2 separate regions of the Homo sapiens genome follow, and region 1 is linked to region 2. Evidence: chromatin contacts called from ENCODE Hi-C or POLR2A ChIA-PET data. All regions are on one chromosome and are shown on one strand. Each heading gives the region's core, a stretch centred on a gene start or an enhancer-like site at or near the end of the contact. The rest is flanking DNA. Distances are from core to core; before and after follow the strand shown. Region 1 holds the start of RABEP1 (rabaptin, RAB GTPase binding effector protein 1). Region 2 holds the start of MED11 (mediator complex subunit 11).

Region 1 (5,232 bases), core at 2,001-4,500, 550 kb after region 2:
GCTCTGTCGCCCAGGCTGGAGTGCAGTGGTGCAATTTTGGCTCACTGCAACCTCTGGACCTCCTGGGTTCAAGCAATTCTGCCTCAGCCTCCCGATTGTAAGTGCCCAACACCACGCCTGGCTAATTTTTGTATTTTAGTAGAGACAGGGTTTCACCATGTTGGTCAGGCTGGTCTTGAACTTCTGACCTCAAATGATCTGCCCGCCTCGGCCTCCCAAAGTGCTGGGATTACAGGCGTGAGCCACCACACCTGGCCGCATCTGCTATCTTTATGGCTTATGCCTCGTGTTAGTCATCACAACAATACAGAGGATGCACTGGGCTGCCCTATCCTGGCCAAAGGTCTTCCTGGTAAGCATGGATTTGCTCATCCAGGAAAATCATTTATGGGGGGTTGGGCAGGGTGTTGGGGAGACCCTGCTTGCTCTCTCAAATGCACACCAGCCATTTGGGAGACATTAACTGCTCAAAAAACTCGAGTCTGTATTTTGGCTCTCCTCTAACGATGGCAGGACCTGGGGCAAAAGTACAAATAGATACCTAAATTATTTAAAATTACAAACCAGTTTGGACGTGGTGGCTCACACCTGTAATCCCAGCACTTTGGGAGGCCGAGGTGGGTAGATCACTTGAGGTCAGGAGTTCAAGACCAGCCGGGCTAACATGGTGAAACCCTGTCTCTACTAAAATTACAAGAGTTAACTGGGCGTGGTGACACACGCCTATAATCCTAGCTACTCAGGAGGCTGAGGCAGGAGAATCACTGGAATCCGGGAGGTGGAGGTTGCAGTGAGCTGAGATGGTGCCACTGCCCTCCAGCCTGGGCAATAGAGTGAGAGACTCCGTCTCCAAAAATTAAATAAATAATAAAATAAAATAAAATTACAAACTACTCCAATTAACCGCTAACCTTAATACAGTCTATCCTTCTACTTGGACAAATCTACCTGTTTAAGACCTGGAAGACCAGGTTTAAATTTAGAATTCCTGGGCTCCTGGGAGTTATGCCCATGAATGAGGTGGCGAAAGCAGCACAGGCCCTGGCCCAACTATTGTCTCTTGGCTCACTTGCCTTCTTTTCTCACCTCTGTCCTGCACCATGAGGGATCTGTGGACATAGGAGCTCAAACACCCAAGTGTCGTGTCACCCCCTTAAAATAAAACAAAGCTGCCCTTTAGCCTCCCTTTTTTTCAGTGAGAAATAATCATTTTAATAAAAGTATACCTTATTTAAAACAAATGATTTAAAGAAAGTAGAAACTGATTCTAATTAGTGGATTTTCTGATTATTATTATTATTATTTGAGATGGAGTCTCGATCTGTCGCCCAGGCTGGCAGTGGTGCGATCTTGGCTCACTGCAACCTCCGCCTTCTGGGTTCAAGCAATTCTCTGCCTCAGCCTCCCGAGTAGCTGGGAGTACAGGCGCCTGCCACCACACCCGACTAATTTTTTGTATTTTTAGTAGAGATGGGGTTTCACCATCTTGGAGAGGCTGATCTTGAACTCCTGACCTCGTGATCCACCTGCCTCAGTCTCCCAAAGTGCTGGGATTACAGGCGTGAGCCACTGTGCCCGGCCTATTATTATTTTTTTATTATACTTTAAATTCTTGGATACATGTGCTAAACGTGCAGGTTTGTTACATAGGTATACATGTGCCATGGTGGTTTGCTGCATCTATCAACCCGTCATCTAGGTTTTAAGCCCCGCATGCATTAGGTATTTGTCCTAATGCTCTCCCTCCCCTTCCCCCCACCCCCCACAGGCCCCGGTGTGTGATGTTCCCCTCCCTGTGTCCATGTGTTCTCATTATTCAATTCCCACTTATGAGTGAGAACATGAGGTGTTTGGTTTTCTTTTCCTGTGTTAGTTTGCTGAGAATGATGGTTTCCAGCTTCATGCATGTCCCTGCAAAGGACATGAACTCATTCTTTATGCTTTCACTTTAGCTTCTTTTAGGGATGTCTAGACTCTGCCATAGAGAGAATGGATCTGGGAAAGAGACCACAGCTTCAGCCATCTGGAAAGGGAATTCTGGGGCCACAAGTATTCAGAACTTGGTCCTGAAGTGCCAAACCCTGTGGACTCCCTCATCCTGGGGTGGGATTGCTGGGTCTTAAAATGTACATAATTCCTGATGCTCCTCTCTGATTTCAAAATAGCTTTTTAGGCCGGGCGCGGTGGCTCACGCCTGTAATCCCAGCACTTTGGGAGGCTGAGGCAGGCGGATCACGAGGTCAAGGGTTTGAGACCAGCCTGACCAACATAGTGAAACCCCGTCTCTACTAAAAATACAAAAATTAGCCGGGTGTGGTGGCGTGCGCCTGTTGTCCCAGCTAGTCGGGAGGCTGAGGCAGGAGAATTGCTTGAACCCGGGAGGCAGAGGTTGCAGTGAGCCGAGATCGCACCATGGCACTCCAGCCTGGGTGTCAGAGTGAGACTCTATCTCCAAAAAAAAAAAAAAAGCTTTTTAAACTACCTCCTTGGCATGGGGCACTCCAGGTGTCGAAATCAGACGGGGAGTGGTGATTAGAGGGGAGTTCCTAAAGTATAGGGCCCAGGGGCCCAAGTATAAGGGCCACACTTTGTGTATATGATTTCTCCTTTCCTGCCATGAGTGCAGGGTCTGTACCTGGCTGTATCTCCAGCATCTATCACGACTGAAAACCCAAACGTATTTGCTGAATGGATAGTATACTGGCCTCTGCACCAGAAGACCTGGGGTCCAGGCCCAGTACTGTCGGAAACAGTTCTTCATACTTTATTACCTCGTTTAAACTTTTCTTAGCCATTATATTGATAAAAATTCCAAGAGGTGAAGTGACTCTCCCAAGGTCGCAAAGCTAGAAGAGGTAGAGGCTGGAACTGCACCCCGCCATCGGTCCTCCTCTCTTACTCATTTTTTTTTTTCCCCTCACTGTGCTGGGGTGGAGAACCGGGACCGGCACCTTCGAGAGGCCAGGCCTCTGCTGCAGCCCCTCTTCTCCAGCTCCGCTCGGCACTCAGCCTCCCCGCGCCGCTGGGTCAGGCGCCCAGCTCCGCCGAAACCCTCCCCTCCCGCCGCGCTCCCTCCGCGCTCCCTCCGCGCTCCCTCCGCGCTCCCTCCGCGCTCCCTCCGCGCTCCCTCCGCGCTCCCTCCGCGCTCCCTCCGCGCTCCCTCCGCGCTCCCGAGGCCCCGCCCCTCCCCTCGGGCCAACGTCACGTGCCGCCCCATCCCCCTGCGCCTGCGCACTGCTTATTTCCCGCTGTCAGGATGAGGAGGCGGAGGTCGGCGGTCGGGTCCGTCTCTGCCCGCGGCTGTGGCGGCGCCGGCGGATCCAGCCTTAGCGGTTTCTCTCTGGGCGGCGGCGGCGGCGGCTCGGTTGACGCCTCCTCCGCCAGCTGAGCCCGCGGGAGCCCAGGACGCCGCTTCCCCGCCCATCCCCGCTCCCCGAGGCCGGCCGCCTGGTCATGGCGCAGCCGGGCCCGGCTTCCCAGCCTGACGGTGAGGCGCCCACCATGGCAGGCGCGGCGGGCGCGGCCTGCCCGGCGTCGGCGTCGCGGGAGGATTTCGGGGCGGGCAGGCGGCGGCAAGGGCGCGCGCAGGCCCCGGGGGTGACCCCGCCGGGCGGAGGCGGGGGCGCGCGGGCTGCGGCGCGCGAGGGCGGCGCGGGCGCCCCGGCTGCCGTCGCTGGGGAGGGGGCGGGAGGCGCGGGTGCAGCGCTTGCGGGAGGGCAGAGGGAAGGGCGTGGGGAGGCTGCTGGGTAGCGTGGGGTAGTGTGGGGAGGGAGCGGTTCTGGGTAGCGGGGGACCGGCACGTGGGTTCTGCCCGTGGGGGAGGATGGAAATCGGGAACATGTGCTATATTCGTTAAAGAAAAAAAATCTTAGCTTAGGTAGTGTACCCTCCCTGCCGCCCCAATCCTTGCTATAGAACTCTTTGCACCCAGTTATGTGACCTGAAAGTAGTTGTGTACAGTAACTGGATTTAGTAGCATTCCCTGAATGGCAGTGTGGCTTAATGGTTAAGTGTTGGGGCCTGGGAGTCTAGAGGACCTGTATTCTTAACCAGCAAGCTCTGGGCTCATTTCTTAGCCTCGTTGAGCCTCAGTATTCTCACCCACGAATTAACCAAGAGGTTAATTCATGCCTTTATATTTTATCTATAAAAATAGCAACACGAATGTGTATATACAATAATAGTATTATGGAGGTATTAGGAATAATGAGAATAGTGTTTGAGAATGCTGAGGCCTACTTGCACTACTTGAAGATATTTGCTTGTGGAACTAAAAAAAAAAAAGTGAAGTCGAAGAAATGTGTCATTTATATTCTTGGAAGGAAAAAAGGGCCCCATCCTAAATAATCAAAGTTGGTTGTCAGAGCCCTTCGTGACCTTCTGGGAAATTGGACTAAGCTGTGCTTCACAGATTGACTACATGGTTCCAGGTTTTACCACCTAGAATAGATGTTTGGAAATAGTGTGCTTGGGCTTTTCCAAGGTCCCACTGTATCTAGTTGTGAAAGTACTTTCTGGTGTATTTCTATAATCAGCGTGTGTGCTTAGCATCTTTAAGTGTGAGTAGAGTAGAATGTTGGGAAAAGGGGCTTGGTACGGAGTAGGTACTTTAAAACTTGGCTTTCCTTGGGGTTGTCTCAAAATAACCTTTCGTGAAACCCTTACTTTTTATTTTTGCCTTTGGGGAACTTGAAACCATGTTATCAGATTTTAAGGTTCTGGCTGCTCTCTGGGAAATGTGCTTCAGAGCCTGTTAGCCTGTAGTTTTGGGTGTTGTTGCTTGCCTAAGGGGAGATGTCCAGTAAGCATTTAGACTTTTATAAGAACCTGCTTTGCTGTTTCTGTTCCAGGAGAAGGGAAGGGAAGCATTTTTGGTGGGCTGTCAGAGAGAGGAAACTGGGATGTCTTCAGGCTGCATTTTAATGATCACCTTTTGCATTTGGTGTCAGGCAAGAAAACTTTGTTCTTCCACAATCCCACTTTGTTACTGCACACAGAGGCAAGATACAGAGAGCTTGTGGTTCTGAACAGGAGTGGTAGGTATGCATAGCTGGCTGCTGCCTTCTCTTGAGTTGCATGGAAAGAAACGTCTAGGGCAGCTCAGGTGACATGACCGTCTGGAATCAAAATTCCCTGCCTCTTTGAAGATATGAAATGGTCTTCCTTGTAAATAGGCAGAAGTGACTAAGCACTTGAACGAGGCTAGGGAAAACTAGCTTTAGGAAATCTTGT
Region 2 (3,560 bases), core at 1-2,500:
TACAGGCATGCGCCACCATGCCCAGCTAATTCTGTATTTTTAGTAGAGACGGGGTTTCTCCATGTTGGTCAGGCTGGTCTCGAACTCCTGACCTCAGGTGATCCACCCGCCTCGGCCTCCCAAAGTGCTGGGATTACAGGTGTGAGCCACCAAACCCAGCCTTTATTTTTTAAATATAGGAGATGGGGTCTCACTATATTGCCCAGGCTGGTCTCGAAGTCCTTAGTTCAAGTGATCCTCCCACCTCAGCCTCCCAAAGAGCTGAAATTACAGGAGTGAGCCACCATGCCCAGCCCCCAAATTTTTTTATAAAGACAGTATCTCACTATGTTCCCCAGGCTAGACCATTCAGTTTAACTGAGTCTAACCTTCATGTGCTAACCTTGGGCAAACTAGTTTCATTCTTGATAATCTACTATAAACTGTTACAAACGATCTTTCCAAAAAAGGTAATTCTGGTCATAACACACTTCTTAAAAACCCTTTAAAGGCTCAAATGTCTTCAGACTCAAGTCCAAAGTACATAGCTTGCAAGCCTTTTCCTGATTCCGCTCCTCTCTCCAGCCTCACCATTGTCATACCTAACCCCCACCACGCTCCGTTCACTCCAGGCAGGCAGAATCCCTTGCTGGACTCCACATGCGCTGTTCCCGTCACAGCACCATGCTGTTGCCTATGCCGTCTCCCTTTTCCACTACAAGCTTTCATCCACGTAGTTCACCTTTAAGATTCAGCTCACGCCTGTAATCCCAGCACTTTGGGAGGCCGAAGAGGGTGGATCGCTTGAGGTCGAGTTCGAGACCAACCTGGCCAACATGGTGAAACCCCGTCTCTACTAAAAATACAAAAATCAGCCGGGCGTGGTGGCGGGCGCCTATAATCCCAGGCACCCGGGAAGCTGAAGCAGGAGAATCGCTTGAACCTGGGAGGTGGAGGTTGCAGGGAGGGAGATCTTGCGACTGCACTCCAACCTGGACGACAGAGTAAGACTGTCTCATAAATAAATAAACTTGTGTAGAATAAACTAGAGGCCACAGACAGTGTCAAGAAGATGGACAGGTCTGAATGGCCTCGGGCTAGGGGATATTCCACTGTCGCCTCTGACTACGGGTGGTCCTGTGGCTGAGGCGCAGCGGGCCCTGGGAGTTGTAGTTCATCAAGCGGACCGAGGAGGCGAGGCTGCGCTGAGCATCCTGGGAATCGTAGTGCTCGCTACACGGTGCCCTCTGCGCAGGCGCACACCGAGAGCCACTTCCGGAACAAGCGTCGCGTTTCTGAGGAGAAACTCTTGGTGAGAATTCCCAGAGTGATAATGGCTACCTACAGCCTGGCGAACGAGAGACTACGCGCTCTGGAAGACATTGAACGGGAAATCGGCGCCATCCTTCAGAATGCAGGTTCGGGATGCGACAACCTGGACAGCGGGGAGCGAAAGCGTGACCGGGCTGCACTGGCAGCCTGACCTGGGACTTGGAGCAGGGTTGGGGAGGGAATCCTACGTGCGTGCGCAGCGAAAGGGCGGGACTGAGAGGGGCTGGCCTAGGGAGAGGCTACACTGGCAGTCTCCGTGTGTCCCCGCCCTCTCTCCGCCCTGGCAGGTACTGTGATCCTAGAATTGTCCAAGGAAAAAACTAACGAGCGGCTCCTAGACCGGCAGGCGGCGGCCTTCACCGCTTCAGTGCAACACGTGGAGGCGGAGCTGTCAGCTCAGATCCGCTACCTCACCCAGGTCGGTGTGTCTGGGGGGTTCTGCGAGCGAACCCCAGCTCTGGGTCAAAGCCTCAGGCTTGGGTGATCCAGGGTGGAGCATTAACTGGGCAGGACCAGACCTCCCCAGCCGGCCATCCAGAGCGGGTTTCTTCCTCTAAAAGGAAAGAATGGGCCGGGCGCAGTGGCTTGACAGAGTTCGAGACCAGCCTGGCCAACACGGTGAAACCTCGTCTCTACTAAAAATATAAAAATTAGGCCAGGCTCGGTGGCTCACTCCTGTAATCCCAGCACTTTGGGAGGCTGAGGCGGGTGGATCATCTGAGGTCAGGAGTTCGAGACCAGCCTGGCCAACATGGTGAAACTCCGTCTCTACTAAAAATACAAAAATTAGCTGGGCTGGTAGCGGGCACCTGTAATCCCAGCTACTTGGAAGGGTGAGGCAGGAGAATCGCTTGAACCCAGGAGGTGGAGGTTGCAGTGAGCCAAGATTGCAGCACTGCACTCCAGCCTGGGTGACAAAGCAAGACTGTCTCAAAAAAAAAAAAAGCCGGGCTTGGTGGTGAGTACCGGTAACCCCAGCTACTTGGAAGGCTGAGGCAGGAGAATCGCTTGAACCCAGGAGGCGGAGGTTGTTGTACTTAGCCGAGATCATGCCATTGCACTCCAGCCTGGGTAACAGAGCAAAAACTCTGTCTCAAAAAATAATAAATAATAAAATGAAAGAATTAAAGGTGGCCCTGCATACCTCACTGGGTAACATCACATGTGCCTAGCAGAAGATGTGTAAATAATGCTAGAACTACAGAACTTTGTCACTGGAAACTTGGCCTGACCTCCAGGCCACGAGGTCCCAAATCCTTATATCCTGAGAAGAGGGACAGGATTGAGAAGGTTCTGAAATCGTCGCAGGGACCACTACCATTACTAATTTTTACGGTGTGCCAGATACTCTGCATTACTTTATCTAATCCTCAACAACTCTAGGAAGTAGTTATTGTCACCCCCATTTTACAGACAAGATTAACATAAGTTAAATGATTTATTTACCCAGCTACCAGATGGCCTAACAAATTCAAACTCAGGGAAGAAATGAGACGAGACCTGATGCCTGGTTGGAGTTAGGGTAAAGGAGATGGTGCTCCATTGATAGTCTGTCTTGTAGGTGGCCACAGGGCAGCCCCATGAGGGCTCCAGCTACTCTTCGAGGAAGGACTGTCAGATGGCTCTGAAGCGAGTGGACTATGCCCGCCTCAAGCTCAGTGATGTGGCTCGAACCTGTGAGCAGATGCTGGAGAACTAGGCCAGGGAGATGGACCCAGAGCTGAGAGGGAGACCATCACCTGTGCCATGGGACAGAACCTGGGAACATGTAGGGTGGGGAGTATGAGCACCAACATACCCTGCTGGTCAAAGTACCCTAGGACAAAGGGGCAAATGGTGGGCATGGAAAAACTGAAGCCCGAGCCTGCCCACAGCTATGCTTTGGCCTCTCCAGCAGGGTGCTCCTGCTCTGCACTCCAGAAACACCCTGACAGGCTCAGAGAGGAGATGGAAACTGACATACCCAACCCACTTCCTCAAACACTTCATGCTGCTGCCCCAGCCTTCCCGCAGACTTGGCCTAATGAAAATACATACTTCTTCATTCGGAGAGACAAAACAAGAACTAGAGTTTTAATGATAATAAAAGCAATAATAATAAAAGCAATAACAATAAAAACAAGATCAGACTCTCACTGGGGTAGGCAAGGGACTGAGGAGGTGAAACCAACCCGTATGGTGTCCCAGCACGGCACCTGCTAAGGAGGGAGGGTGGGAAAGCCCAGGCCTTCGCTGCGGGTACAGGAGGA

Evidence for each region. Hi-C counts contacts between places; a loop is a spot of excess contacts on that map. ChIA-PET counts read pairs that join two places held with the same protein, here RNA polymerase II (POLR2A). Pooled maps may share reads with other maps.
Region 1: a loop to region 2 is called in a pooled map, with 4 times the contacts of the local background. The contact joins the promoter of RABEP1 here to the promoter of MED11 in region 2. A Hi-C loop is called at or near these places in 2 of 50 pooled maps. POLR2A ChIA-PET finds 5 or more read pairs at or near these places in 2 of 52 experiments (activated T-cell and common myeloid progenitor, CD34-positive).

Annotation. Positions count from the first base shown.
Region 1 is chr17:5,279,034-5,284,265 of GRCh38, forward strand. It overlaps RABEP1 (rabaptin, RAB GTPase binding effector protein 1), which reads left to right and starts at 3,251. Exons shown (of 18, transcript NM_004703.6): 1 at 3,251-3,487. The coding sequence starts at 3,454. RefSeq lists a silencer at 2,971-3,690.
Region 2 is chr17:4,730,178-4,733,737 of GRCh38, forward strand. It overlaps MED11 (mediator complex subunit 11), which reads left to right and starts at 1,251. Exons shown (of 3, transcript NM_001001683.4): 1 at 1,251-1,397; 2 at 1,599-1,729; 3 at 2,873-3,430. The coding sequence starts at 1,313. The coding sequence ends at 3,010. It overlaps CXCL16 (C-X-C motif chemokine ligand 16), which reads right to left. Exons shown (of 6, transcript NM_001386809.1): 6 at 3,356-3,560. RefSeq lists enhancers at 1,048-1,187, 1,087-1,906, 1,198-1,247.